Linked DNA regions of Mus musculus: regions 2, 3, 4, 5 and 6 are each linked to region 1. The links are chromatin loops, found by intact Hi-C in ENCODE. Cell type or tissue: heart. All regions are shown on one strand.

The links. A loop is a pair of places that touch in the nucleus more often than their neighbours do. Peaks named below come from ENCODE experiments on the same cell type or tissue, not always from the same donor. Only the 100,000 strongest peaks of a DNase experiment are listed, where the experiment ranks them.
Region 2: it touches region 1 in a loop (7-fold over the local background); 13 of 42 quality-filtered maps call a loop at or near these places.
Region 3: it touches region 1 in a loop (8-fold over the local background); 17 of 42 quality-filtered maps call a loop at or near these places.
Region 4: a loop joins it to region 1, with 3.0 times the contacts of the local background. A loop is called at or near these places in 3 of 42 quality-filtered maps.
Region 5: it touches region 1 in a loop (3-fold over the local background); 13 of 42 quality-filtered maps call a loop at or near these places.
Region 6: a loop joins it to region 1, with 5 times the contacts of the local background. A loop is called at or near these places in 9 of 42 quality-filtered maps.

The regions. Positions count from the first base shown.
Region 1 is chr7:92,871,895-92,876,894 of GRCm38, reverse strand. It overlaps Ddias (DNA damage-induced apoptosis suppressor), which reads left to right and starts at 2,648. Exons shown (of 6, transcript NM_001355126.1): 1 at 2,648-2,754; 2 at 4,051-4,133. It overlaps Prcp (prolylcarboxypeptidase (angiotensinase C)), which reads right to left and starts at 1,642. Exons shown (of 9, transcript NM_028243.3): 1 at 1,395-1,642. The coding sequence starts at 1,556. In heart, a CTCF peak has its summit at 2,363 (motif pointing left); DNase peaks (open chromatin) are centred at 1,704 and 2,594; H3K4me3 peaks cover 3,523 bases; H3K27ac peaks cover 2,658 bases.
Region 2 is chr7:93,093,545-93,098,544 of GRCm38, reverse strand. No RefSeq gene overlaps it. Among named protein-coding and RNA genes, the nearest start is that of Fam181b, 16 kb to the right of the region's middle. In heart, CTCF peaks have their summits at 2,694 (motif pointing right) and 4,575; a DNase peak (open chromatin) is centred at 4,664; H3K4me3 peaks cover 461 bases; H3K27ac peaks cover 161 bases; H3K27me3 peaks cover 228 bases.
Region 3 is chr7:92,959,454-92,964,453 of GRCm38, reverse strand. No RefSeq gene overlaps it. Among named protein-coding and RNA genes, the nearest start is that of Gm40448, 85 kb to the right of the region's middle. In heart, no CTCF peak of the experiment used is centred here; a DNase peak (open chromatin) is centred at 4,473.
Region 4 is chr7:92,935,745-92,940,744 of GRCm38, reverse strand. No RefSeq gene overlaps it. Among named protein-coding and RNA genes, the nearest start is that of Gm40448, 61 kb to the right of the region's middle. In heart, a CTCF peak has its summit at 2,575 (motif pointing right); no DNase peak of the experiment used is centred here.
Region 5 is chr7:93,077,693-93,082,692 of GRCm38, reverse strand. Fam181b (family with sequence similarity 181, member B) reads right to left here and starts at 2,814. Exons shown (of 2, transcript NM_021427.2): 1 at 1,708-2,814; 2 at 971-1,706. The coding sequence starts at 2,672. The coding sequence ends at 1,418. In heart, a CTCF peak has its summit at 2,771; DNase peaks (open chromatin) are centred at 2,002 and 2,772; H3K4me3 peaks cover 2,004 bases; H3K27ac peaks cover 1,542 bases; H3K27me3 peaks cover 2,930 bases.
Region 6 is chr7:92,559,024-92,564,023 of GRCm38, reverse strand. It overlaps Ccdc90b (coiled-coil domain containing 90B), which reads right to left and starts at 2,875. Exons shown (of 9, transcript NM_025515.3): 1 at 2,389-2,875. The coding sequence starts at 2,488. In heart, CTCF peaks have their summits at 2,198 and 2,988; DNase peaks (open chromatin) are centred at 2,553 and 2,853; H3K4me3 peaks cover 1,963 bases; H3K27ac peaks cover 2,039 bases.

The sequences.
Region 1 (5,000 bases):
TGTGTGTAAAAGAGGTTTCAGTACAAGGATTAAGAGTCGTTCCATAGGAAAAAGCCATGAGTTCGGCTTTGTTTTACAGTGTGGGCGGAGAGCAGAGCTACAGAAAAGAGGAAGTCCTAGAGTTCTTAACACAGCCTTCACTTCAGCTAGACAGCCATAGCTCGCTCCACAGAAAGGTTTTCCTAGGGAAAGCATAAAACTCCATGGTCCTGCCTCCAACTTCTCAACTTACAAATAAGCCGCTGTAGAAATTAAAGGGGCCGTTCCAGAAAGACTTCTGCTACCTCAGCTAAATTAAAATGTTTGCTTGCTTTCTTCCTTTCTTTTCTTTTCGTTTTTCTTTTTTTTTTGAAACCCAAACTTAAATTTCTAGGTCTTTTTTTTTTTTTTTTTACTTCAAAACTAAATTGTTCTACAACCCCATGTCTTCCCTCTTTCCCAAATTCCTACCTAGTCAAACGTCCCATCAATAAGCATGCCTCCATCGGTAACCTTCTATTCAGGGCAGCTACTCTGCTAGGGCTTATGGTTCTTAGCTGCTTCAGTTAGTCATCACTGCAACCTTCTGCAGTAAGCCAAGAAACTTGGCTCAGAAACTAACTGTAACTTGTCCAAGATCACAGAGTGAGGCCAGAATCCTGATGTGACTTCTAAAGCCAAGATCAGACGACTGTACTCTTTCTAATCCCAGTGCCTTGTGCATTCAGGCCTCAGAGACTCCTAGAACTATAGAATTATATAGCCTTGTCATTTCAGAGGACACAGGTACTTTTCATTCAGACCTATAGGGTAATGACCTATGGTCTCATGCTGCCACCAAATACAAAGGCATTGGAGAAGCCTGTCTTAAAACTGTGAACTCAAGTTCAAGACCAGAGAGACCTGATCCTTGCACTCACTTCAGATGGGGATACAGACCTTTTAGCCTCTAAAGGTAACATTTCAGCTGAGAGAAGCAGTTTAGTGAAGCGATACATTCTTATGTAATGGGTACATCTGAATTTGTGTTGAGAGACCTAAAGGTGAAGGTTAGCCTCCATACCTAAGAATTTGAGGTGAGAGGTATGGGGTCAAAGGTTAGTCTCCATAATCTGGTTTTGGCCAAGGTAAACAAAGAGTTTAGATTGAGGCATTTCCTAAAATGAAGAGTTAAAAATATGTATCCTGGACCTCCAGAACTGGAGGGATAAATTTCTCATGGTCTCTGTTGGGAAACACTCGAATAATTAAGGCTTAAGACCACCCTCCAGAAAATGTGAACTAAAACCAAGTCAAGTCCTAAGTATCAGAGTCTGAATTTTGGAGTGGGCGGCGGTGCTCCAACAGCCAAGCAAGGTATGGGCGGGCGGTTGGGACGTGGGACCTAGAACCCTTACTCCCCAGCCTCTGCTTACCTTCTGTTCGAAGTAAAGAACTGAGTATTTACGGGCTACAGCAGGGTCGGGTGTGGGACTGGCTGACAAATGCGGGCTGCCGAGGGTCTTTAGCCTAGGCGGGATGGTTGTGGCGGCCCCGAGTAATAGGAAAGACAGGAGCAGGAGAGCCCGGCAGCCCATGGCTGGGGATGGCAGCCACAGTGTGGGCGACTAAAGAAAGAGAGCCACCAGCAGAAGCGCAAAGACTAAGCCGGGCCCAGCTCGTAGCTCCGCCCGCTGCAGACCAGCTCCTCCCCCGGGAAACCTAAAACCAGGCAGCTCCTGGCCCCAAAGGCGTTGCCTCCACACTTGCCACTCGCCATCCTCCTTCTCCCCGCCCACCTCCACTGAGGTCACACTCTACGTCGGCCTTTACTACGCAGGGTTTTGCCCCATCCTTATCTATGGCTCCCCAAGCCCTATCGCTACCCTAGGTTATGCCATATCCCCGCCTTTATTGCCACCATCACACTGTCCCCGCAACCTCAGTCCCACGTAACACCCCAGCTCTCCGCAAATCCCTTATAATGGCACGGGGCGGGAGGAGGAGGGAGGGAGAGTGAGTCTATTGTCACCAGGCATGACGGCACACACGTGACCCACACTCAACCAGAACAGCAACCTTCCAGACGGAGTTGGACTCTCCCCTCTACTTAGGTGAGGAAACAAGTACAGGGACTCGATGCTGGGCCCCTCAAGTAGCAGGAAATGGAGCGAGGTTCACAGATCGCTCTGCCCCCTTCCTTGTAGGCCGTTCGGGCTCTTCGCCTCTGTTGTTCCCGCCTAAGCAGCCCCACCGGTGTTCAGTTCTCGGGTCACCCCCATCGTCCGCATTGCCCGCACGACCCGTCCCTCCTGTGGCCGCTGGGTGTTGCGCGCAGACTAAGCCTTCTCTAAGCCTCGGTAATCCATCCATGCTCCGCGATGGCGACTCCCTCTACAACAGCGCCCCCTCCTGTCCAGCCCGCGGCGCCAACTTTCATCCGCTCCCACGCCCTCGGCGTCCGTCTGAAGCCACTCCTTCCCACGCCTCGAGCCTTCCCGGCTTCCCTCGCACTTCGCCGAGAGAACTACCGCTCCACCAGTCGATGAAGAACGACCCTCGAAACCCACAGCTACCCCTAGCTTTACAAGAAGGGTCGCTTGCCCGGGGGTGGGTGGTGGGGTGGGGACACGCCCTGCAGGGCGTTTTCTGATTGGCTCTCCTGAAAGTCCGTCAAGACGGTCCTTCCGGCGGAAGAGGACGCGGGAGATTCGATTGCTGGCGTTTGGAGAGCGGCGGACCGAGCGGCCGGAGGGCGGAGCGGTTGCCCGGGCTTGTCTGTGTCCTTTGCCTCAGGTGAGACGCTGAAAAAAGGAGTTCTTGGGGGGCTCTAGGTGGAGAGACTCCTGACGAGGCGCTGTAACCTTGCACTCCGTATGGATTGATTTCAGGACTTCTGGCCGTAAACGCCGGCTACGAGGTTAAACGGGAAAGTCAATACTTTTCATGTTCCTTGGCGAAGGTTTATCAGCACTTTACTGTTGCTGCGGATCCCCAAAAACCCAGAAAGGAAAGGGCTCGACTTTCAACGGGGGCATAAAACTATGTCAGCAGGTTACTGTGCTAGGTGCTGGCAAAGATGGTTTGTTTTATTTTTTTCAGATGACTTTGACTGCCCAGAGAAAGTATTTTACTGAGTAATGTACGCAGTCCAGAAATTGAAAGGTTTCTATTTTCCCTGCTCTCACGAACCCACACCTGAGATCCAAATCCAACTCCCCACTGAACACTGCCACTACCATAATCTAACCTGTGACAGCTGCATGCAGTGACAGTAGTAGCCTCCAAGACCAGGCAGATGGGTGAAAAATTCTTTACCTAGATACTCACCACTTGTTTTAGAAGCTTCTGTTTGTCCCGATATTTTTAAGTTCAAAATCTGTAACTTAGGTTAAAAGCTCTTTGGCCTTGCTTGCCTCTCTAACTTCAGTTCTAGACCCTGTCATACCCCCCACACACACACACACACACACACACATATACCCTCTCAGTGTGGGAGGTGAAACCCAGGATATCACACACACACTCTGTTCATGACATACTGAATTATCCCGAACCCCAGATTACCTTGTGTGTTCCTCAAAAGCACCACCCTCTCAACCTCCCAAACTTCTTTTTATCCCACCACACCTAAGGCATGTTCTGACTCGTTAGTAATTGCTTAGTTTGTAAAGCCGTTCTGGTTTGTTTTGCTTTATGTTTTATGTGTGTGAGTTAAGATAACAGGATTTTTTTTTGTTGTTTTTTTGTTTTGTTTGTTTTGGTTTTTTGTTGTTGTTGTTGTTGTTGTTGTTTTTTGAGACAGGGTTTTTCTGTATAGCCCTGGCTCTCTTGGAACTCACTTTGTAGACCAGGCTGGCCTCGAACTCAGAAATCTGCCTGCCTCTGCCTCCTGAGTTCTGGGATTAAAGGTGAGTGCCACCACACCCGGCTCCAAGATAACAGGATTCTATACCCAAAACTGACCTTGAACTCCCTCTATCATCCTCTATTTCCCAATTGCTAGATTTATAGGTATGTCAAGGCTGGCTTCTTGACCTTGCAAAAAATGGGATCACTGAGCACTCTGTCATTTTTTTATTCGCTCCTCAGATAAAATTTTAAGTGCCTCCATTATGCCAAGAAGGGCCAGGTTTTGGATGACTTCAACTAACAATAGAGACTGCTGTCCTAGGGTAAGTACCCCACCCCCACCCCCTTTTTTTTGGATAGGATTAAACCGAATAGCAAAGTTGAGTATGGAGACCTGTATGAATAAGCTTAGCACTCGGGAGGCCAAGTCATGAGAATCTCTAGTTTGAAGCCAGCCTGAGATTCAAAGAGACCTAAGGGCAACAGAGGAAAATCTTACCTTTAAAAAGATGGGTCTAGAAATCGCCATGGATCAGGAAAGTGCCCTGTAAAGAGTTGATACTAAATTGGTGACTGTGACTTGGCTAGGAAAGGGAGGGAGGGGAGGGAGGAGTCCCAGTTATCTAGCCACCATGGGGTTGCTTTGGTGTGGTTTTTGAGACAGGGTCTCTTTATGTATCCTTGGCTGGCCTCAAACTCACAGAGATCATCCTGCCTCTGCCTCCTGAGTGTGGAATTAAAGGCTTAGACCACTATTTCCAGCTTTGTTTTTTTTTATTTTTGAGAAAGAACTGGAAGTTGGGTGCATAGGAAGATGGGGAGGGGGAAATATAAAATATATTGTATGAAATTCTAGAAGAATAAATATTAAAAAGGAGTAAGCTGGGCAGGAAGCAGAGGCAGGTGGATCTCTGAGTTCAAGACCATCCCATACAGTGAGTTCTAAGATAGTCAGAACTTTATATAGAAAGATGATATCTCAAAAAAGGGAGGGGATGGGGGGATAAAAATGTTGGATATGACATGGCGTGTGGAGGGAGAGTTTTAGGTATCTGGCCATATGGCTAGTTAGAAATAGTATGACTTACTAAAATTGAGAGGATTTTGTGACAAGAAGGACTTAACAGGATTCAATTTTTGTTACTTATTAAACTTTGAATTTGTGAGACTTCTAAATACAGTTGACTCTC
Region 2 (5,000 bases), 220 kb before region 1:
TGGGATGACATGTTTTTGGTGTCTTAGAGTCTGCAAGATATCAACTCAGACCCTTCTGACTTTTACAGTACCTGCTAAGAAGTAAGGTGTAATTTTGATAGGTCTGCTACTATATGTTATTTGGCCTTTTTCCCTTGCAACTTTTAATATTCTTTCCTCAATATGCACATTTAGAGCTTTTATTATTATGTAGTAGGAGGAATTTCTTTCCTGGTCCAATCTATTTAGTGTTTTGTAATATATATGAAAAACCTTCTCCTATGATTTTATTGAAAATATTTTCTAGGCCTTGTATCTGGGAATCTTCTCCTTCTATTCCTATTATTCTTAGGCTTGGTCTTTTCATAGTGTCCCAGATTTCTTGGATGCTTTATGCCATGAACTTTTTAGATTTAGCATTTTCTTTGATAGATGTATTAATTTCTTCCATCATATCTTCTATGCTAGAGATTTTCTTTTCCATCTCTTGTATTTTTGTTGTTGTTGTTGTTGTTGTTGTTGTTTTACTGTAGTTTCTGTTCTCTTCACTAGGTTTTTCATCTCCAGGATTCCCTCATTTTTGTTTTCTTCATTGCTTCTATTTCTATTTTTAGTTCTTGAGCAATTTTATGCATTTCCTTCAACTGTTTGATTGTATTTTCCTGTATTTCTTTAACTTAATCATTTCCTTTTTTGAGGCTTCTATCTTTACAAGATTAGATTTAAGGTCCTCTTCTTGTGTGTCTGCTGAGGTAGGACATCCAGGACTTGCTGTGACAAATCCACAGGATTTAAGACTTTCTTTTGTACATTTCATACACAAATAACTATTAGAACACAATGCTAGAAGATGACACAAATACACCCAAACATACATCAACCCAAGATCTCAGAAACGTCCGTGGAACTGAGGGTCCCTGAAAACAGTACACTGTTGCTTCGTGGAAGTCTCTTTTTGACCCCCACTTTTAACTTAATCAGCACTGGTTCAGGCAACTCTAGCTGCTGTAACAAATAAACACAAAAGACATGATAGGTCGAAGCCTATAGATTCTTGGTATCTTTAAAGTCCAAAGTATTCTTCCCTGGCAGGCAGCTCTCATCTAAGAAGTTGGAGACTGTGATTGTTGCCTTTATATTGCTGTGACCTCAATAACTGAGAAACAGACTCAGAGAGGAAAGATTGGTTTTGGCTCTCTGTTCCAATGGAGTCGTTCATTACAAGTGGGGAAGGCAAGGCAGTGAGAGCATGTGTTATGCCCCGACTCTGCAGGAAACCCAGGAGAACTCAGGAAGTGCAGAGTCTGCTGCAGGTGGGCATGGAAGTCTTTTTATCGAAAATGAGTCAGACTCGGATCGCAAACCTTCCCACAGTGCAGGATAGAGTGTGCCCCCAAGCTCGGGTGTCTTAACACTTATATATGGTGTAGTTAGAAATTCCTTGAATGCTTAGGGTGAAGGGGAGGGAAGGCGGGTGAGGTAAGTCATAACTCAGACAGGATACCATTTGGTAGGGTGGAACTGTGAAACTGAGAGGGGGATTAAAGATTGTCTTTTGGGGGGCTATCAGGAACTAGTTCTCCCCACCACCTTTGTTTTTGTTTTGTTTTGTTTTGTTTTTTGCTTTTTTAATTTGGTTTTTGGTTTTTCGAGACAGGGTTTCTTTGTATAGCCCTGGCTGTCCTGGAACTCACTTTGTAGACCAGGCAGCTGGCCATAACTATCTGTGACCTCTGATTACCTCTTTTCTATGATTTAAGCATGAGACCCTAATCTCCTTTCTTCAAGGATAGGCACCAGCTGCAGCTGATTATCTAGGAGAATGCAAGCCTTGATGCCACTGAAACTGAGGAGATTTTGTCATTTGTCTTACTTAGGTTGGCACCCATGGCTCCTTGAGTCCTCTCTGAGCGGCCAGATGTGGAAAGAACCCCCACGTTTGCTGCAAGGCTGGAGAAGGGGCAGAGGTGGGCAAAAGCAGAGCTTCTGAGGGAAAGCACAGAGGCTAACCTCGGAAGCAAACCTCACCACGCTTGCTGGGGGAGAGCCTAAGGGGTAGTGGGACTTCTGCAGGACAGTGCAGAAACAAGCCACCTCTGCACTTCACAAGCAACAAAAAGAAACCAAAGAAGGAAAGATGGGGGTCCAGACCATCGTTTATTTTAATCGTCCAAGCCCCACTCATAGTGGCTTACTTCTTTCAGCTATTCCCTGCCTCCTAAAAGCTCCATGACATCCCAAAATAGTGTCAACCAGCAAGGAGCTCAACCACTCAAAATATGAGTCTGTGGGGAGATATTTTAAATGCAAACAAGAAAACGAATACCTCCCACCTTGTGGCTCCAACTTTTAGACATGAATTCTATGCCTGCTGTAAAAACCACAGAAGAAAGAGCCTGGTGGGTGGGAAGAAGCAGAGCTGTATGTTGTCCAGACCTGCAGTGCAAGTGTCGCCCCCACTCATTTGTCACCTCAACTAGGATACACCAACGTGGTCCCGCACAAACCAGGGTCTCGGGAGGCCGAGATCCGAAGACTGAGATTAAAAGAAGAGAATTTGGACAACTGCATCAATCCTTGCTTAGTGGTTTCCAGGGAAAAAATTTATTTAGCAACTAAAGGGAAAAAAAAAAAAAAAGCAATCACAAAACAAACATGCAACATGTGTGTCTTATCCAAACCAAGACACCAGAGACTAGATGGAGTCATTTTCTTGCGAGACCACAAGGTGGCTCTGTAGGGCTTCAGAGTCTCGAGGTTTTGCTCAGCGGTCCTTTGCAGTGAAGCAAGATTAAAAGGATTTTCCAGTGGTCTAAGCAAAGATATAAACGGCCCTATTCTTCTAAACCTGGCTCAAAGAATTGATCTGGGCCTGCCTCCACCTCGAGGAGATTAATAACTGGAAAAAAAGAGAAGTCAGTGAGGTTAAGCTGAGCATGGAGGTGTCCGCTGAGAGCAGCCCCTGTGTGTGGAAAGTCTGGCCGCACCTCCAGCTCTGCCCTAGAGTGCTCAGTGGCGCATAGCCTTTTGCTACCTCTGTTTCATTTCCTGTGGAATGGATGCATAAGGCTACTTAAATTTAATGCGTTTCTCCAGCTTCTCCAGGTGTTTTCACAAGCATCCTCTGCTCTAGGATAAATAAAATAAAATAGAGGTGGAGGATCCAGAGGGTAAGACAGTAAGCAGGCACTCCAGTGTGCCTCTGCAAGAAACGTATGGGCGGAACACTAGTGTTAGTGCTGTGTTCTCCAAGTGGTTCAGCTACAGAAGACAGGGGATGAGCTAAGGGCTCTTTGTCCAGCATTCTCACATTGTGTTAATGAAACACACAGAGAGAACTGAAAATAGGATTCTTATTCCCAAGATGGGATCTAGCTCTAAACTTCTACCTCAGCTATTGCAAATCAAAAGTACACTCATGGAGAGCTGAAGAGAGGGCTCAGGTGCTCTTCCAGGAGACCTGAATTTGATTCCCGGCACTTATATGTTAGCTCTCAACTATTTGTAACTCCAGCTCCAGAAGACCTGGCCCCATCTTCTCACCTCAGCTGGCAATGAATGGACGCAAAACACTCAGACACAAAATAAAATAAAATAAAATAAAATAAAATAAAATAAAATAAATCTAAAACCGGATTTTAAAATCACTCAGAAGAAATGCACAGTCATATAGTTAGGTGTGGCTAATTAGGCAATAGCATGCAAATCTCTTTTTTCCATTAATTTATTAATTCACTTTACATACCAATCACAGTCCCCTCCCTTCCTCCCAGTCCTTCCCCCTCACACAACCCCTCCCCTGTCCCCTATCTCCAATCCTCCATCCCTCTTCGCCTTCACCTCTGAGAAGAGAGAAATCTCTCCTGGGGAGCCAGCTCATCTGGATACCTCAAGTCAGACAGCGTTAGAGTATATCCTCTCCCACTGAGTCCAGACAAGACCGCCCAGTTAGGGGAGCAGGATCTGCAGGCAGACAACAGAGTCGGGGGAAGACCTCAGTTCTATGTTGGGGGACTCATAGGATGCAAATCTTTGGCTTCAGACAAAGTAGAAATAAATTCACAGTTAAAATGTATCTTTAGGTCTGGAAATAGAACCTGATGGTAGAGTGCTTGCTTGGCACATGTAAGGCCCTAAGTGCCCCAAAAGCAGGCAGGGTGGCGACGGTAGAGGGTAGAGGGTAGAGGGGGGAGCGGGTGTATTTTATTCCCTATGTGATTTCCAGATCCTGTGATATTTACCAATGCCTTGCACGTAACATAAGCAGACCGCGTTAGAAGCTAGAAGTAATACCAGATCTTGGGGGCCTATTCTTCGCCTAATGCTTAACAATAACTCTACATATATGATTTTTTTTTTCATCCTCACACTGATCCTGAAATCAGGGAACAGTTTAACACCTCCTTCCAGGTGATACTTGACAGAGTTAGAAATTCTGCAAAGTGGCATCAGCAGGGAAGAGCAGAAACTGAGCCCGGCAGTGGTCCACTGCAGTGTGGCCGCACACGTTTGTACACAGATACCACAGCTGCTGCTGCTACTAAGTTACTTCCCACTGCTGTCTAAACTCACTCTGCACTTGGTGTGTGGCAACCTACAGGCTGATAGGGGAGCCCTCTCTGCACAGACTCTCAGAGAGGATAATAATTGAAGCCGTGCTGCCTCACTTCCTGTTTCCTCCCCACCATTGTGCGGACAAGAATGGCTTTTCTTACAATGTTCTGGCAGCTACCCATGACCGGGGTCTGTGCCAATACGATTCAGATTCCATCTGTGTTCTGGGCTAGTGTTCAAACGTGTCCTGAGTCTCTCTGGGCCACTTTATTCCTCCCGCACTGCTTTGAAATCCTGTCGTTAAGGATAGAATTAAGAGATCGAATTCTGAGCAGCACTGGGCACCCAGAACTTGGAAGCCCTGAGACTCCAAGCATAAAGCTGACCACCCAGAATCCAGTCCTGGGGGGGGGGGGCTGCTCGCTCCAAAGGGGCCAGACAGAGACTTCTAGCTTGCTGGGAGGGGT
Region 3 (5,000 bases), 88 kb before region 1:
TCCCCCAATACCCTCTCCCCCACTCCCCTACCCACCCACTCCCATTTCTTGGCCCTGGCGTTCCCCTGTACTGGGGCATATAAAGCTTGCAAGACCAATGGGCCTCTTTTTCCAATGATGGCCGACTAGGCCATCTTCTGATACATATGCAGCTAGAGACACGAGCTCCGGGGAGTACTGGTTAGTTCATATTGTTGTTCCACCTATAGGGTGGCAGAGCCCAGTTTTGTACTTCTTTATGCCTGAATAAAAGCTCCACTTTGGATGGATAACACATTTTCCTCATCCATTTATCTGTTGATAGCCAAGTAGACTGATTGCATACCTTAGCTGTTCTGAGCACTGCTACAATGAGCAGGTTATACAGGAATCTCTGTAGCATGCACACTTTGGGTGTGTTCCTAGTATGTCTAGATCATAGAGTAGCTCCTTATTTAGTTACTCTAGGGGCCTCTATATATTTTCCATAGTAACTGTAGTAATTCACACGCCTCTCAGAATTGGATAGCCCCACCCTAATCCTTGTGAATGGCGGCTGATGCTCATTTGTTTTCTTGGCAGTAGCAGTCCTGTTGGAATGAGATGGAATCTAAGTGTGGTTATCAGTTACATTTCCCAGAGACTAAGACCCTTGGTTGTTGGTTTTTTGGTTTTTTGGTTTTGTTTTGTTTTTTGTTTTGTTTTTGTTGTTGTTTTTGCCACAAACCATCTCAACCGGGTATGAGGGTCCCTGGGACGAGGGTCCTGAAAGGCTGAGTGGGTAAGGATTCGGCGGTGACAAACAGAAACAAACACAAAGGCAGTTTGAATCTGAGTGTATTTTGCAGCTCTCAAGCAAGGGTTTTTATACATTAAAAAAAAAGTATTAAAACTCTTAGAAGATGTGTCCAGTAAAGCAATCATGAATATCATCATTGTCATTTGGTACAGTAAAGCACAAAACTCATCCAAATATTACAACTCTGAGAAGATGTATGCACTGGGGCAGTCATCCAAAATGTGGGGCATATTTCCAAGAACAGGTTAGTAGATATTTATGGTCACTTATTGTTTAACATCTAATGCCTGATTTTTTTTTGTAAATCTTCAAAGCATTAATTTAAACTATTTTAATTATTTTTATTTAAGGCTTTCTTTACCATATACCAAAGCCTACTTCTGATGACACACTTGAAGCCATATGGAATTATGTTGTTGGGAAAGTTTTTGTCTACCATAATACTATTATGCAATTTTGTAAATGATTTATGAAGTAAAACACTGGTTTCCTGGAGATGAGGTCATGGCTAGTGACCCATTCTCAAGGGATGATTTCTTATCTATTTCTCTCGATTAAGATCTTATCCTAGGCTATCAGGAACATGTAAATAAGAAAAGGAATAAAAGAAAGTAAAACAGATAAATCGCCATGAGAACTATGGCTCAATATTTTGTTCTGGCTAAGAGCTCCACAACTGGTTCCAGGAGGCCTCTTTCTTTTGAAGTTTTCACCTCAGTCTGTGGAACTTGTCACACAGATTCTACTGGGGTTGGTGTGGCAGTTCTTATTGCTGCATGAATGTAATATTTCCTCTCAACCTTGATTTGCATTCTGATAACCCTTTCTTATGTTTGACCTGGTCTATTGGTGATGCATTCCATTGTGGTTTCTTTTTAATTTTTAATCCCTGTTTATTCACTCATTCATTTATTCCAGAATCCTAATCCCTTGAAGAATTTTATGACATGTTCTTTAATATCTCACCTATGTTGCTGACTTTGTCATCCATTCTGACTTAACTTTGGTGGGGAATTTTCTTATTTCATTCAGCAGCATAAGTCCTCTGCAAAGTTGTGGACCATTATAAAATTTTTAATTCTTTGACTTTTGTTTTGTTTTGTTTTGAATATTCAGAAGTTGTGAGCTTTTGGAGGTGTCCTATTGGCCTCCTTCTTCATATTTTCTTGTTGTTGTTGTTGTTTTGTTTCTAACTTGTGATTTTTGCGAGTGTTAAATGTCTTTCAGGGGCTTTCTGGGGTTTTGCATGTAGTTTTGCACTCTACCCACCTGTACTCCAGAAGGTGATCTCACAACCAGCCCACTCCCAGCTCCCCTTGAATCCCCAGATAAAAGACACAAACATGCTGTTGTTCAATTTCAATTTGCCTTCTTGGCACAATTGCTGGGTGCTACTATCTCCTGCCTAGAAAAGTATGCCCTTACTAATATCTTATCTCCATCTCTCCTACCTGCCCTATTCTTCAGTTGCTCTACTGCCCTGAATACCCACCTGTAAGAGTGGCCTGTGCAGCCCCTCTGTTTTGATGTCTCACATAGTTGCCCAGTTCTCCTCTCTCCAAGGCATAGCATACTCTCCTCTCCTCCTTTGTGTCTCCCTGACTTCCTCCCAGGACCCGGAAGTCCTGCCTGTACCTTCTGCCCAGCAATTGGCCCAAGGCTTTCTTTTTTGACAGATCAAGAACCAATTAGGGAATAGGACCTTAATATCAGCACTGCCCCCTACAGTTTTCCCCTCCCCTATTTGACTGTTCTGTCTTATGTAGGTCTTCTTAAAATATATTTCCCTTCTCTTGGACTTGGCTATGATCCTCACCACCTTTTTTTTAGAGAAGAGAAGCAGAGAGCAGGAACAAAAAAACAATGAATCGACAGCTGAGCTGGAGATGGCAAAGCTATTGTCGCCTAACAGATGGGATTTCAAACAAAAACTAGAAGAGATAAAGAAGAGTCATGGCATATTAATAAAGGGAGTAACTCATCAAGAACATATTGAACAATTGAAAATATATGCACAAAATATTGAAGTTGTCAACTTCATAAAACAAACACCAATGAGCATATAATATTTAGGTTATGATACATAATAGTAAGTGACTTGAATAATGCTCTTCATTTCCATATAAGACCTCCAAACTAAAACTCAACAGAGATTTCAAAGTTAAATAACACCATGGATAAATTGGACATAACAGATATCTACAGAATATCTTACCCAACTTATAAAGAATGTACATTCTTCTCAGCAGCCCATGGAACTATCTCTAAAACACCCAAAAATAAAGCCTCTACAACAAGCCTTAACAAGTAAGTACAAAAAAGACCTAAAATAAATTCCTATCAGGTAATAATGAAATAAAACAGAGAACCAACAGCTAGAGAAAGTACACAAATACTTGGAGACTGGAAAAAACACTTTTATTTTTTAAGACCAACAGCTCAAGAGGCTGGCTTCAGGCTTGTTCTGTAGCTGAGAGTGACCTCATGCTGATCTTCTTCTATCTCTTAAGCGCAGGGGTTGTATAGGCATGTGACATCACACCCGGGAACAACACACTCTCAAAGTGGGCCAATACAAAAGTTGGGAGCAAATTAAAAATTCCTAGAATCAACTGAAAAATCAAAATTAGAGTTTCTCAGACCATCTGAGATTCAACTAATGCAGTTTTACAAGGTAATTGTATAGCTGTAAGTCTTTAAAGACTGCATGTATCTCAAGCTCTTAAGAAAACAAAAACAAGTCAAATACAAAATAACATGTAGCAAGATATAAAAAATACCAGGTCTGAAATTTATGCAATAGAGAAAAATGTATAGAATTAATTAAATAAAAATTTGACTACTTGAAAACAATAAAAACTAGCAATCTCTAGCCAAACTAACCAAAATAAAGGGCAAAAAATACCCACATTAATAATATTTAAGATTTTAAAAGTGATGTATGAAGATGATTAGGAGGATACTCTAGAAGGAGTGAGTAAAGTTAGGCACAAGTGACCTACCAAAATTAAATCAGGAATATAAACAACCTAAGCAGATCCATCACAAGCAATGACATTGAAAAGGCAATGATAAACAGTCTTCCCCAGAGAAGAGCCAAGGACAAAATGCATTCACATAGTCCACATACTGATTCCATGGGATGACTCCAGAATTACGAGCACCTACTACTCTTACAAAGAGCCCTGGTTCTGTTCCTAGCACACACATGGGGGCTCACAACCACCTATAAGTCCATTTCCAGGGGATCCAACATGTCTTTCTTGCCTCCATAGGCTCCTGCATGCAAGCACTGTCCTCTGACCTCTATGGATGTATTCCTTCTCATACAAATAGACACGTATACATATCTCTTAGACATTGCATTGGTTTTATTGCATTGAAGAACAATTTTTAAACATCCTGCCTATAAAAAGTACACTTTACGGAGTGCCCACATGAGCATAATCCAAAATAGGAAGCCACTGAGGAAAGTAAAGTCTAAGTTGTCCCCCTTAGGAACTCCAGCATCAAATTTTCCATACTGAGTTCCGTGTAAAGTGGCCCCAGGGATTTCATATTATTATCTTAAAATCTACAGACAGCTCATTGTTTAAAACATTGTACATTAAGCACTTTAGTAAGGGAAAGGACAGCCTCAGCTGAAACCAAAACAGAACAATAACAATAAGTTCAAACAAGCAGCCAAGTGGTTTCCTTGGATTGTCTTTAGTTGCTTTTGGCACCACATCAACATCTCGGATAAGAACCACCTGAAGCTAATAGGATGCACACACAAATAACAGCCAGTGGTCACGTGGCTTCACTGGATATACATTTCATGAGTAACCACCATGAGACCAGTGGTAAAAGTGCAAGAATGAGCAAGCTACATGCATAAGGCTTTTGCAGGCCTAGGGATATAGTGACAGAACACATAAAACAGACAATAAACAAAGACACCAAATTACTGTTGTCTGGGTTTCATTCTGGTGGGGTTACAGGAGCAGCACTAATTTTGATAGTATGGTTGCAGAAGAGATTTTTCTTAGAGGAAGCAATAGAAAACTAAACTTTTATACACTATATATTGACCACAGTTTCCCCTCCACCACTCAGTATCACTTTCTTTTTTCTTCTTTTTCTTATTAGATATTTTCTTTATATACATTTCAAATGCTATCCCTAAAGTTCCCTATACCCTTCCCCCCACCCTGCTCCCCTACCCACCCACTCCCACTTT
Region 4 (5,000 bases), 64 kb before region 1:
AGTATCCATAACGCTTCTCATGGAAGTCTGAACTCAGGTTATAGGGCAGAGACCTACCTGATCTCACATCCTCAGATCCGGGCACAACCCCCGTTAGGAACCCAGGGGAAACAGGTACTGTCAAAAACTTATTAAATGGTTAAAAGTCAATTTTGCCCTGCTACAGAGATAACAGGCTGACACTCTAGATTTGATTCACATTCTGCATTATCTCGAAAGTAAAGGCATTAGAATTCATGTTTGGGGGGGGATCCCACAGAACAAAGGATGATTGCCATCCCAAGCTAGGGGCCAGGGATGGCACCCAGCAGTTTTAATTTGGCGAAAGTAAAGTGAATTAGGATTGAGGCACTCGGCTGGGAGCAGGGTTAGTGGTGGCCAGGCAGCTACAGATGAGCAAACATCAGAAGTACTGGGAACCTGACCTCCAGAACTGTGAAAGAACACATTTCCATGGGTGGGGGAGGGGAAGAGAAATGTGAATGCTCGGGTTCTGTAGATTGTGAGTAGAAGGCTGAACAGCTTCTAGGCATTAAGAAGTCTGGGTTTCGGGGTGGCCTACGGCATCTGGCCTCTGAGAATAGACGAGCCAGTGGTTGGGATCTGGAACCTTGCTCTTCCAACCCTTATTACCTTCTGTCTGAAGTAATACACTGAGTAGTTATTGGCCACATCGGGGTGGAATATGGGGAAGAACTGCAAGGTTACGTTAGTGAGGGCTGGATTGACAGCTGTGGCAGCCACAGGTACCAAGAAAAGCAGCAGCAGGAAAGCCAGGCTGTAATGCAAAGCAGACACATGAATATCAGTGTGACAGGCAACAGGAGGGGAGTGCAATAAAGTGAGCTGGCCTGAGTGACACTGGTAACCTGTTGAATTCCCAGCCTGAGGAGTAATTTACTGGTTAGTCCTAAACCGCTGTAATTACCCACACAGCCCCCATGCTGATGTGAAGCCACCTCTGCGTTATTAATAATGGCAGGAACCAGAGGGGAATGGTGGGAGCAGAGGGAAGCAAACCAACTTCTCAGGCTTCTGAGAGAATGGGAAAGCCCCTGTCAGGGCCCTCTGAGAATCGCCACATCTGCAGAATAAAACAGCTTCAGTTTCCAGGTCTTGTCACAGCCATGGTATGAGCCCCATGGAGAGTGCCCAGGGGACGGTGAGTACCAAGTGTGAAAAAAATAGAATCCAGGCCCTGGAGTTTGATCAGTTTGTATAAAATCACAAAAAAAAAAAAAAAAAAAAAGAAAAGAAAAAAAGAAAAAAAAAAACCAACAACAACAAAAACCCTCTGCCCTGACCTCCCTAGGAACTGGCTGAACTATTTTGAGACCTCTCTGAAATGAGTTAAGGGAGCAATGTCAAACCCTTGTCTTTGGTATGGTACGCCGACTGGATTTCACTGCCCACAAGTGTGGCCAGTTCAGTAACATTCTCATCTTTCCTGGTCAACCACAGAATCCAGTCCACGGTTACCAGCTAATCCCAGCTCTGTTCCAGTCGCCTCCTCTTTTCTGTCCTGCCCCTCACATTGTCAGCCTGATAGAAACAAGAACCAGCCACATCCTTTCTCGGCCTCCACTTAGAATATAGCCAATGGAAACTAAGAAATAGACGCGGAAAGATATCTCCAAATTCTACCTGCTAGGCAAGCCTGATTTCTTGTTTGGCTTCAGCTAAGACACACACCCAGCACCACTGACTAAGAAATAGGATGTGATTGGTCCCCAGAGCTTGAGCAAAGCATTTATTCCCATTTCCTGGAATGGCCAGTTGTATCTCTCCCTCTTTTCAACTCAATAATTTCTATAAAGTCATCTCAGGATAATCCTATAATTCTCATTTAAATGTCATATCAATTCTATCATTTGTCTAAAAATAACAAATATCCCTGGGTTGGCTGGTTACACCACCTTTATAACCTTGATGAGGACATTCATAAGCACTCAATATGAATTCCTTTTGAAAAAAATGTGTCCATCTTATCCTAAGAGGCTCCCATCCTCACAAATTTGAAATTCACAATTGAGAGCATATGTGATTCTATACCACAAAGATGGCAACCATTCCAATGTTGCTGCACACATACATTTTATTAAAAGCTAAGCTGATACTCAGATGATTCATCAAACACTTTACTTACTTTCCCACGAAAGTCAGATTAGAACTTGTGCATGTCACTTTTTAGGTTGCTATGAAAAGACACCTTACAGAAGCAACAGAGGAAAGGAGGGAAAAGGGAATGGAGGGTGGGTTTGCCGTGGTTCAGTTGGAGGGTGAAGCCTGTCAGGGTGGGAAGTCAGAGCAAGCAGCGTAAGTGAGGCTGCTGGTCCCACTGCCTACACAGACAGAAAGCAGAGAGACAAGTATCTATGCTCGGCTCAAGTTTTGTTTTTTATGCAGTCTCAGAACCCATGGGATGGTGGCAGTCACATTCAAAACGTGTCTTGCCTCTTCAGCTAATGCCTTCTGGGAAAACCCTCATGAACACATGCAGAATTGCTTTTCCATGGTGATTCTAAATCCAGTAAGTTGACAGTGCCTACTAAGCATCACTCCCTAGCGCCAGATGGTGGCGCTCTTAAGCTGTTCCTTGTTGCTCCCACACAAGTGCTTCTCCGACAATGCACTTTTACCTGGTTGCTCCTTCCTGGGATGCTTTCCTCAGAGGACGCAGTGCACTTCCCACTCTATCCTGGAACCCACCTATGGTCACCTCCTCTCGGAATTCTTTCTTACCTTGGGAAGCACAATGGGCACATTTAGACTGTGAGGTCACAGATTCTATTGGCCGACCACTTACTAAGCTATGACACTAGGAAGTGACTGTGTTTCAGCATCGTCATCTGAAATGAGATGACAAGAGTTACTAGCAGCCATGGCTGAGGGTTAAATGAGAAATCTGACGTAAAGCATTAGGTTCCACTCCTGGTAAATGGTGAACACTATCCCGGGGATTAGCTATTACTGTTAATGACCCAAAGTATACAGTTCACTTGCAATATGCACTCTTTCAGATACATATTTATATGTCCTTACAAGACTGTGACCCTGTTAAATTTCAGTTATTCAAGTCTACTTGCCAGATCTGTGCATTTTGTCCAGCTTATAGGTACTTTACAAAAGCATTGTTGCATTAAGTTACACATCTAGGAAGGAAATATATTTTTTGAATGAGGTTTTGAAATATTAAATGAAATGAAATGAAGACAAAAGCAGGCATGTGACCTGGGAATGAGGCAGACTAGCTGCCACATTTTCCTGTTCGTCCCCCATTTTCATTCTCAAAAGTAACTCCTGTGATGGGTTTTATCTCTAGCATATGAATGGGAGAGCTGACACCCAGTCACAGAGCAACCTGACATGTCCCCTCTCTGTCACCTGTTCCTTCTCAGCCTTCCCTTCATCTGCCCTAACGGGCAGCAAGTAGCTAAGCCTTTCTTCCAGATGAAATTGAAACTTGACGTGTACAAATGTCTGTCACCCACCACTGACAATAGTGTTCTCCAAGATGCCATTCCTCGTGGTGACCACAGACCTCACTTCCAGGAAATCCCAGGGAAAAAAAAAGCCCACCATATGCCATGGGCAGAGCACAGAAGAGAGTTCTGTAGGTATCTGTCGGTGCTTTGGGCATCTCCAGGTTTTTCCTGTCTTTTCGTGCAGCTGAGAAAGTGGAACATAAAGCTATCAAAAACTGCAAATAGTCCTTCCCTCTGGAGACAGGCTTTTTCTCGAAGAAAGAAGGACCAATAGCCTCCCAGAGCATTGTTCAGCCACATTAGAGAGAGGATTAAGCAGATACATTCAGCTATTCCAACATTTTCTCTAAGCCTTGAATACGCCTCTCACACTTAGATAATCACATTAATTTTAGCATTAAAGGATTCCTTTTAGAGAAGGTAACTAAATGGCTTATGCCACCCAGAGAGGGTGCATATTTTATCAAGCACCAACACAAACAAAAGAGATTCGTATTCTCAGATGTCTCCCTTGTTCAGAGAGAGGGAAAGCAGGGAAGGAGGAGAGGGGAGATTGAAAAGAGGAAGGAGAGAGATCAAGGTAGAAATGTAGCCAGTTGCTCTGTGGCCAGAGGTGGGAAGACTGAGAACTCCCTCAGTGTGAAGGCCAGCAAAAGCAGAAGGCAATGAAGAGCCTGGGATGTAAGGGTAAGGAGTGGGCAGACAGGACAAACCCAGAGGCTGGAATGGAAGGGGAAGGAGTGGGTAGACAGGACAAACCCAGAGGCTGGGATGGAAGGGGAAGGAATGGGTGGAGACAGGGGCAATCCAGAGACTGAGACAGAGAGTAAGGAGTTGGGGGAAACAGGGCAATCCAGAGGCTGAGACAAGGGTAAGGAATAGGGGGGTGGGGGGGTGAGACTGGGACCGAAGAGCAAGGAGTGGGCAGAAACAGGGGCAATTGCCTTTCTGCTGCAAGAAAATTACATTTGGGACCAAGGAAAAGTGAGACAGTTCAGCATTGGAATTATACAACTGCTACTTACAAGCTCTGAGGCCAAGGTTATAATTTCGTGGCTCTGTAGACATCAGAGGAAGTTCTCTAAATTTACTTATTGCAATGGAATCTCAGTAGTTAAGGTAACAAAACATTTCTTTAAAAAAATTATTCCAATTCTGTATGATTCCCATTACCTGTATATTAAAGTAATCACCTTATTAATTATAAAGTTATTAAAATTTTTTTCATGTTTGTTTCTACTTTGGGGTCTCACTTGATTGCCCTTAATAGTTTTGAATTGTTGAGCAAAATTTATCTTCCTGATGGAGCCTTTTGAGTACCAGGGGTTGCAGATGGATCCACCGTGCCCACGAATAGACTTAATAAGATTTAATAGGGCTTATTCTGTATTTTTATTCTCTTTCATGTTAAAATTAAACAGAAGAACATTTAAGTTAGTTAATATCCATTAAGGCTAATATATATATATATATACATATATATATATATATTGCACAGAAGCAGGTCAAAATTAC
Region 5 (5,000 bases), 210 kb before region 1:
TTCTCTGACTTTCATCCTCCAAGACTTCCATCCAGGTTATGAAAAGAATGGAAAATCTCCATTGGAGACATTATACCCTCCACAGATCCCTATCACAGTGAGGTACAGGAGTGAGGAAGATCAGGGATGTAGGGGCTGGGGAGTAAGAGTTTGGGATACAGGGGTGTGGCTGAAAGAAGATGATAAAGTTGTACAGCTATCATAACGCCCCAAACAAAAAAGAAACAAACAAACAAAATGAGAATAACATGTTCTACAGTTTTCACTCCAAAACCATTTATCTGCTTATAAAGAGACATAATACACCTGCAGGTCCAAGCAGTGCAACAGTTTCAAGACATTTTGTGTATTTTACTTCTGAGTCTCCCAAACAGCTACAACAGTGAGAAGTGGAGAAACGCTGTCATCCTGTTATAATAAGAAAACTTAAAATCAAGAGGTTATCATCTGTCTTCTAACTCTCTCTCAAAAAATGGCTGGGAAAGAGGAAAGGGGGAAGACAGAAATGGGACTCTAGACTTGCCAGGTTTTCCTCCTAACTCAGAGATTTGGAAGAAGGCAGAGAGCAGAGATGAGAGGCTAGAGCCATGGAGTAAGCTATTCAAGGGTAACAGCAGAAAGAGATGGGAAAGGCAGAGATTGGTAGGGGAAGGGAAATCTTAAGAAGAGAAGAACAGAGTCACACTCAGAACTGGTTTTAGTGTGTTTAAAGTCTTGGGCTTAATATCCTCCATCGTGGAAAAATAACTGTAATGGCACCTTCAGCTTCCCCACCCCACCCCATCCCCCCAACCCCCACCCCCGCGCGCCAAAAACAAAAACCAAGGAAGGCAAAGGGGGAAAGAAGGGAGGCCTGGGACATGACCTTGCCAGCACCCAAGCCCCGCCCGCAGCGTCCACCTAGCAAAGTTGAGAAATTGGGAAAACACTAAGAAAACACTCAACTCAATGACCACATACCTCTGTTCCATTTCTTTCAATATAGGCTTTAATTCATAATGTAGTCAGGGGAGGACACCAGGGAGCTGTTTGAAGGGGATAATGACATTAAACACACTGACCTTGGCTGAACTGAGATGAGACAGTAAAAGCTGTCTTACTCTTGACCCTTGATCATCCCACCCAAATCCTGTCTCTGGGTTTTTTAATTGGTCTGTCCAAGTAGGAATCTATGACTCACTTAGAAAAGAAAAGAAAATCTGAGGCTGTGATTAAAACAATCCTCACTTCGTCTGTTTTCCTGAAGATCCTTTATTAAATGGATTGAGGGTTTGTTTGTTTGTTTGTTTGTTTGTTTGTTTGTTTTAATCCCATTTCGTCTTTACTTGCGTTCTCCCATCGTTCTCTCCTCTCAGAAGAAACCCAAAGTGGCACGCAGCCCACAGTAGTCATAATGAAAGGAACGAGTTCCTCGCAGTCAGTCTGGATGCCCTCCTTCCTCCCCAGAAGCCCCTTCCCAGACCCCATCTGGTCTCCAGAGGCTGGGGTAAACCGCGCGGCTGTAGCCCGCGCTGTAATCATAGGACACCTGATGGGGCGGCGGCAACGCACAATCTGGGAAGAAGGGGGTGAAAGAAGACAAGGCTGGCGCGTCCTCCCCACCTGGAGAGTCCAAGGCTGTGGGGTACAGGAGGCGCACAGGCTCGTTCAAGGTCACGCCGCCGCGAACGCCAGCCACAGGAGGCTTCTTGGTCTGAGGACAGCTCGGGGGTGTTCCAGGGCTCGGGGTATAGTAGGTTCCCCACCATCGCCGGCTGCTCAAAGGGGCCTGACTCCAGCTCCAGGGGTCCCCGTAGGACCGTGGCTCCGGCGGGGAACGGATCGAGAGGGTCCGCGGCCATCAAGACACCCGAATCGTTGCCACTGCCGAAGTCTGGCGCCAGCAACTCAAAGAACTCAACGGCCTCCGCCCCTTTCTCCAGGTCACCCAGACTCACGCCCTGGCCCGATGGGACGCCGCTGGCGCCGCCGCAGCCCACCCGGGATGGTTCAGTGAAGAAGGACGGGGGCAGGTTTCGGGCACGCAGCGGGACCTTCCTGGTGCCGGGAGCCACTGAGCTCACCGCGGTGCCCGCCCCGTCTCCCACAGCGCTTGCTGCTCCGAGGCCCGGGACTGACACCGCCTCCGCACCGCCAGCCGTCTCTGCACCCCCGGGGATGTGGCGCAGAGAGTCGAAAAGAGCAGCCAGGCTCCGGCTCTGCAGGCTGGCGGCAGCTGCAGCCTGGGTCGCCTCCCTCCGCGGGGCGGCCTTACAGTGCGCTGGGGTCGCGACGGTCGGGGCTCCCGGAGGCCGTTTGGCTGGAGCATCTGCAGCGCTCGGGGACGCGGGTCTCGGAGGTGCAGTCCCCATGAGGCCACTGCAGCGCTTAATCTGCTTCTGCAAGTACTTGCGGTGGTTCACTTTCCGCTTAGACTTGCCTGGCTTGTCCAGCGCCAGCTTGATGTTGCTGGACGCCGAGTCTATGAAGCTGAGCAGGTCGCGGGTGGCCTCGCGCACGTCCCCGCCCTCGGACCCCGATAGCAGCGCTCCCGCGGTCGCCCCGCTCTCATCGTCTTCGAAACAGCAGCCTTTGTCCAGACTTCCGAAGGCGCTCACCAGCCCGTCCGCGGAGCCTCCGAAACCGAAGGGTATGAAGGGGTGCGAGCTGAGCAGCGCAGCCTGCACCGCCATCGCTGCGGCTCCCCGGCCGTCCGCAGCGCGGCCCGTGCGCACCCGGCCCGCTCCAGCCCAGGCGAGGCGCTGTCTGCTCGCTCCGACCCAGGCTCACGGCTCAGCCTCCCGGGGGAGCTCATTAGATCTTGTAAGCCAGAGGCGGAGGGAGGGAGTGCAGGGCGACCGCCCCGGTAGCGGAGAGGAGGGGCTTACGTAGCCAGGCTTTGGTAGTGGGTATAAAGGGGGCGGGAAACTTGGGCTTTTCTTGTTTTCCGAGCTTTCTCAGACCTTAACCCTTTCCTTTCCCTGTGCCCCGGGGCATTTGTTTTGACTGGCCTCAATCGCCAGGGGTGAGGAGAAAGCCTGTGTTCCAACCCCAGCTAGGCTTCTGTAAAACCACACCCTGGCCCTGGACACTGTCCCTAAGCGAGTTCACAAATCTGGGTTTCGATTCCAGTTTTGGAAGCAGTGAGGTCCACCATCTACCAGCTCCTGGAATCGCTCTGTACTGGTCATTGCCCATTTAATGACTTTATGCCATTTAATCCTGTCCAACAGCCTCATGAACTACATGTTTTGTTACCATTCAGCAAAAGAAACTAGACTTCTGAGAAGTTCGGAGAATTGGCCATAGCCACATCTAGTACAGTCAGAAAAGAAAGCCATTCCCAAACTGATTAATCTGTATTCTCTTGGCCCTGTCTCTTTGAATCTTCAAACTCTACTTCTGATCCTAAGATTCTGATCAGTTTTCCCAGGACCCTCAAGTCTGATGTTCTTGCTTCTACTGCTGGATTGGTAGAAGTTACTACTAGCTTAAAGTTAAGTCAAAGCCAGCCCTTGGCCCAAAGGTCAAATAAGAAAAAAGTCAGTCTCCCTGAGCCACTTCTTGATGGGAGAGAGTCCCGGGTGTATAGACAGCTCTGGCCTCTTAGGTTTTCTACTTCTGAAGCCACGTAGATTGCCCCCCACGCAGTGCTGCTGTAGTCGAGTGATCACCTGCACGTTTCCTAGGACACTTTCAACCAGACATTCATTCTTCTTGGGGTGGAGAAAATGAACAACGCGGTCCATCGTGAAAGGTCACTGAGAAAAGACTTGGTCTTGGTTTAGTTTAAGCCTATCCAGTAAACAGCCTGGGACTGAAATCCTTGCTCTGTTGGGTACATGGCTTTGGATAGACCATCTCACCATGCTCTGCTTTGGTTAGCTTTTTTACATCACAACACAAGTGAGGCTGCCCACCTCACTGGGCACATAGAGCATTTGCTATGAAAGAAGAGACCCGTGGAGATGGCTGCACTCCTTGATATGTCTTCTCCATCACAGTATTCATGAGGATTAACTGACGCCACAATAGAAAAGCCTCGTGCACACAACAAAGTTCTCTTAGTTATCATGGTGCAGGTCACTGAAGAGGTACCGACCATGTCTTCTAACAGTCTTCTCTTCAAGACCCATTTTCCTGCAGCTATAACAGAACCACATTGGAGCATGCATTCCTACCAAAGAAGACAGGTTTTATTTAAGTGATGGGAATAGGTACTTAAACACATAAAGCTGAGTCAAAATTGTTTTAACTCACATTGGCTCAATTGTCATGTACCTTTCATTCAGATTCAAAGATGTCCAGTATCATTTAGTCACACAGAGTCCAGTAGAGATGCCAAGAGTTTAATGAGAAATGGCCAGAGGGCAACTGTGCAAGATTTCTACACTTGAAATTCTAACAATCATATTTAAAATAAATAAACTATAAATATTAATCTATAAAAATCCCTTTTCACTTCTAGATAGTTGGGCTTCTAACACATCAAAGTTAATTTCCTGATTAATATTTGCTTTGGAAGTTGGAAGAGTCCTTGGGCCAGTCAGTTCATTTTCTGTATCATGTCCATTCCTAATCTGAGAAATGAGAATAGTTATAACTATTCTCGTGGATTTTGAAAAGGTTATTTATATTGCACAGTAGGCAAATGCTACTGGCAAGAATTATTTTTCTCCTACTACAGCAAAGGCTATCTCACCTTGTCTGATATAAAATAGTGGCCCAATGAACTCCTTGTTCTTGACTTGTGCCCAACCCATTCTATTACAACATAGCAAACTACAATATCAGCATCATTTGTCCTTTGTCCCCAGCCAAGTGCCTATTTTCAATTACAAGAAAGCAGCTGTGCTTATGGGTTAGACAAACTTTGAAAGAACAGTGTAAAAGTGCTGAAATTATAGCCAGAGAAAACTGGAGTCCAATTTTGCCTTTATTATCGGACAATACAAAACTTCTTCTGTGGACTCTGACCTATAAAATAAATATAACATGATAGCTATATGTATAAAAAAATA
Region 6 (5,000 bases), 310 kb after region 1:
TATTCTCAATAAGCTATTATCACTGGTCTGATTGTGACATGAGCAATTTGATTCATAAGCACTCCTTAAGAGTCTATTTGATACCAGGCAGTGGTGGTACATGCCTTTCATCCCAGCAGAGAGGCAGTCAGATCTCTGAGTGTTTGAGGCCAGCTTAGGTGACAGAGCCAAGTTCCAGGACAGCCAGGGTTATACAGAGAAACCCTTTTTTGAAAAACAAAACAAGAGTACATTTGACATCTATACAAAACCCTACATACATCATTTTAATTTTTTCAAACTAATCTTGTATGTTTACAGTGAGATAGCAAATTCAAAATTAAAAGACTTAACAATTTACAAAATTTCTACTATAGATCTCTGGACTATCTTGTAGAAAATGACTCTTTTGGAAAAGGCCAAAATTTACTTTTTAAAAAGGCATATAAAATAGAGTTCACTAAATCTAATTATTAATTTATTGGCCGTTTTTAGAACTGAACCACTTCAAAGACATAACTGGTAAGTTTTCTTATTTGTATATTTGTATGTGGATGTATGTATGTGGGTGTGTGCATGTAGAAGTATGTGTGGAGGTCAGAGGTCAGCTTTCAGGACTTGGCTCTCTTCTTCCATCACATGAGTCCCAGGACCAAACCCAGCTCATCAGGCTTGGCAATAATACCTCTGCCTGCAGACTTATCTCGCCTGGTACCAGCTTGTTATTTTTCTATAAAAATTCAAAGAATTAAAGCATATATTCTCAGGGAGTAGGTGGTGGTACATGCCTTTAATCCCAACACTCGGGAGGTGGAGACAGGTGGATCTCTGTGAGTTCAAGGCCAGCCCGCTCTTCAGCTCAAGGACAGCTAAGATTACACAGTGAAACTCATTTCAAACTAACAACTCCAAAGAACATATTCTTACATTATAGTCTAGTGGCATAATGTATATGTTGCTTCAGAGAATCTTGGCAAATTAAATGAACTAACAAAAATGCTTCCTCTCCACCTGAGGACTGATTCAGTACTTCTGGTCATAAGGCTTGGCAATCTGTACTTAGAAGAATCAATCATCTGTAGTGTTTCTGATGTACTGCTAAGTGTGGATAGTAACAAATGAAGACTGCAGCACCATCGACAAAAACGTAGACAAATCACGGCTTCCTCTGCATCTCACCATCTACTTGAAAATAACTATACTGTGGTATTTCCATGGGATAAGGACCAACTTTCAAATTTGCTAGACTATTGACATTTGTCTATAGTAAGCAGTAAATACTTGTTACACTGAACAGGGACACAAACCATGCACTAATTTTAAGGGGAGACAAGATTTCCTCAAGAGTAACCAGACTTCAAGTGGAATAACTTGAAAATTGTACCAAAATATTAACATTTTTCTGGGGTGTTATATTTTTGGTAAAAGTACACAGATAAGTTGAGATTTGAATTATTTCATCAGATTCAAAACAATGCTACCCCTTTGTGTGTGAGGGCACACATACCTAAGGAGAGAACAGAGGAGGTCTTTGTATCCTGCTCTGTCATGCCCTTCCTAAGTCTTTGATAGGGCAGCTTTTATTGAACCTGGAAGTGGCTGGGGGTTCAACTTTGTGTTGTTATGCTTGTGTGCAGCACAAGTTTCTACCAGTGGACCCACCTCGCCACCCTTTTCTGAAAAGTCCACCAGAATGTGTATTTATAATAACTACCTAAATATGGATTCAAAGATGTGACTAATTCTAGCAGCTAAACAGTAGCCTTGCAAGGGCAGCCTTGATTGAAAGTCAGCGGAACAAATACAATTAAATAACAGGGTGAAAACAAAACAGTGGCAAACAACAAAACCACACAAGTGTGGAGGGCGGAGAAGTGTTTTTGGGTACTGAATAACTCAGTTTATCATCATACACAGATCCAGGAAGAACGAAATGTGGAGGTTGGGATGCCTTTTACGGCGGAAAAACTGAAAAGCACAAGTATAAAAAAAAGCCTTGGAAATAGTTCTCAGAGTAAAGTAAGATATTCTCCAGGATATACAGACTAACAAAGTGTTTGGAAACGCATAGGTTCCAGGACACTTAAAAAACAAAACAAAACCCTACTATGTGATTTGTAAATCAGAACACCCGCAAACTACCTAAGAGTTCATAAATGGAGACGGAACCCCGCCCCGCGCCCCCACCAACTCAAGCCGAGAGGAGGCGCAGGTCCGCAGGGGCTGGGTCTAGGAGGAAGGAAGCCCTCCAGCCAGACCCTGTCTGGAACGCCCAAGACCCACCATCCCCGGAGCTCGCGGGTGGCTCTGCGCGGGTGGGCGGGGCCCTGCAGGGGGTGTGTCACTCTCGCGGACGCCTGAGCGGGCACACCCGCCCGAACCTTCTCCCTGAGCGAGTCTTCGTCTCACCTCTCCGCAGGGCGGGTGACAGACGCCCATGAGGAGTTGAAGTCCAGCGGATTCCGCCGCCGTCAGGGCGCAGGAACCGCCAAATCCAGCGGCTCCTCATAGTCTCGGAGCCCCGCAGGTCAGCAAGGGGAAGCGGAATACGCGTTGATTTTCGCTGAGGCTTTCGGACAATGAAGTCCTCTCACCATCAGGATGCTGGGAAATGTAGTTTCCGGTCTGTCACCAAAGCACCTACTTGAGAGGTTTTTCTTCTACAAAGCTAGGCCTCTTCACAGAGCCACACTTAACACGACTCAGAGCTTATCCCCCTAGCACATCGCCCTTTTCCCATCTCTTCCCGCCTTTACCGCCCTAAGAAAGCGGGGTCTTGGAGAACCTTCTGGCGCCCATTTGCGGGCGGCGAGTTAGTCCCGCAGCAAGCTTCCCAGACCGAATCCAGCGTAGCAGCATAGCATCATGGGACCCGCAGTCCTTGCTGCTGAGGATTGTGGGGATGAGACCGCGTTGTAGCATCGACCAGTGCCCGTGGAAGTCCAAAGCGTATCACACACTTGCAGTTTCGCGTCTCTCTGCTTGGCCCTCTGGTGCACTGGAGGACCAACTGTTTTAGGCCTTTTCTTCAGGGAAACGAAAATTCTCCATTTCCTGGGTCGGCATTGTTCATGATTTAACATTCTCCAACTTCAGTTACCAAAGTCATTGCCCCACCTGGTAAAACCTTGAAAGCAATGTACTAACTAGTCTGTCGCTTACCCAGATTGCAACTTTGTGGGAATCAGCTACCCACCAGCCACCATTTCAAGCACTGAAGCTCATTAAAAACAAAACTTGGTTCCCACCAGCAAGCACTTTAGTAGATTACACATAGAAGGAAATTAAAATGATTCTGTCGTGGGTACTAGGGACAGAGACAGGAGAGACAGTTCTCCTGGGCTGCCAGGTGGGTCCCTGGTATTCAAGCGAAGCACTCTAGACTTTAAAATATTTTCCAATTTCATTTTCAGAAATATCTGAATGCCAGCTAGGTTTAAAGATTAATAATTCGAAGAACAAAGAAAGAATTCCAACAACAATTTAAGTTCTTACTGTACAGGATTTTTTTCCCAGGCTATGTGGGGATTATAAGGATTTCTGCTCTCCAAGTGAAAGACCCACAACATGAGGACTCCCCCACGTTCTGACTCAGGAGAGGCGACACCCCAAATCACGCATGAGAAACGGTCTTGCTGCAAACTGCAAGAGGACTTTTAATTCAAGAGTGCTCTCGGGACCACAGTAATACACCACGCAGGGGTAGAGGTCCCTGGCGCCCCAAGTAGCTGGGTAAGGGGGTATTTAAAGGAAGAAACCACAACTCAAGGAAGTGGGGAAGGCATTGTTGGAAAATACCAAAGATACCAGTTAAGAGTCAAAAGGAAGTGCAAAGTCACAAGAGTCACAAGGAATACCTGGTAATTGTTCGGGTTATCTCTCAAGACAGTTTCTAAGAGCCCCTAACAATGGCACATTTGCATAGCGGGTTCCAGCAATGGTCAGGGGGGGGGGGTCAGGGTAACTTTCTTTGAATGAACACTCTTTGAACCCAGGAAGCGGTGGGTAGAGGAATGTCTGTTTTATGACTAGCATACCTTGGAGCATTGAGTCACATTCCCAAGCCTGGGCCTAAAGGCCCAGAATTTTGCTTTTATATTTTTTCACAAGAACTTGTAATAGAAAAACAGGAGAAGGTAGAGAATAAGGAAACAGTAATATCTTAGTATCATGTAAGTTTTTAAACAATTAATCTTCTAGTCCAGCTGAGAGTGGGATGTTGGCCATATTTGCAATAGCCAAGCTATAGAGAAAGCCTAGGTGCCCATCAACAAATGAATAAGAATTATTATGTGTACAATGGAGTTTTATTTAGTTATAAAGAAAATCAAGGGCAGGAGAGGTGGCTCAGCCATTAAGAGCATTGACTACTCTTCCAGAGGTCCTGAGTTCAGTTCCCAGAAACCACATGGTGGCTCACAACCGTTTGTAATGGGATCCGATGCTCTTTTCTGGTGTGTCTGAACACAGCTACAGTGTACTCATATACATAATTTTTTAAAAAAGGAAATCAAATTCATGACATTGGGGTGGGAGTGGGGGAACGGGAGAGTATCATATTAAGCAAAGTAAGGCAGATACACAAATACAAACATCCCGTGTGTTTCCTCATATGTGCAATCTAGCGGTGTGTATATGTAAGGCATAAAATAGAAGGGGAGGGACTATTAGGAAAGAGAAAGGGGAGAGTAGCAGGAGCAGGTAATGGGGACTAAACAAGCATAAAGTCATTATACTTTTGAAAAGGAATGCCATTACTAAACCCATCATGTGTACAGTGAATGTACACTAATAAAAGAATTTAGAAAAGATGGGAGAAGTAGGATTCAAACATGTTTTCAAGGATTTCTAGTAAGCAGAGATAATAGGACCCAAAGAGAGGGTTAGAGTGAGCAGGCACAAGTTATTAATCCCGTTCTTATTTGTGGCCTTTGCATACAATGCTTTTGAAGCTTGGAGAAAATTTTCTAATGTATTAGATCAACTTCTTCATAAAAGTCAGATCCCAGTTGAAATGCCTC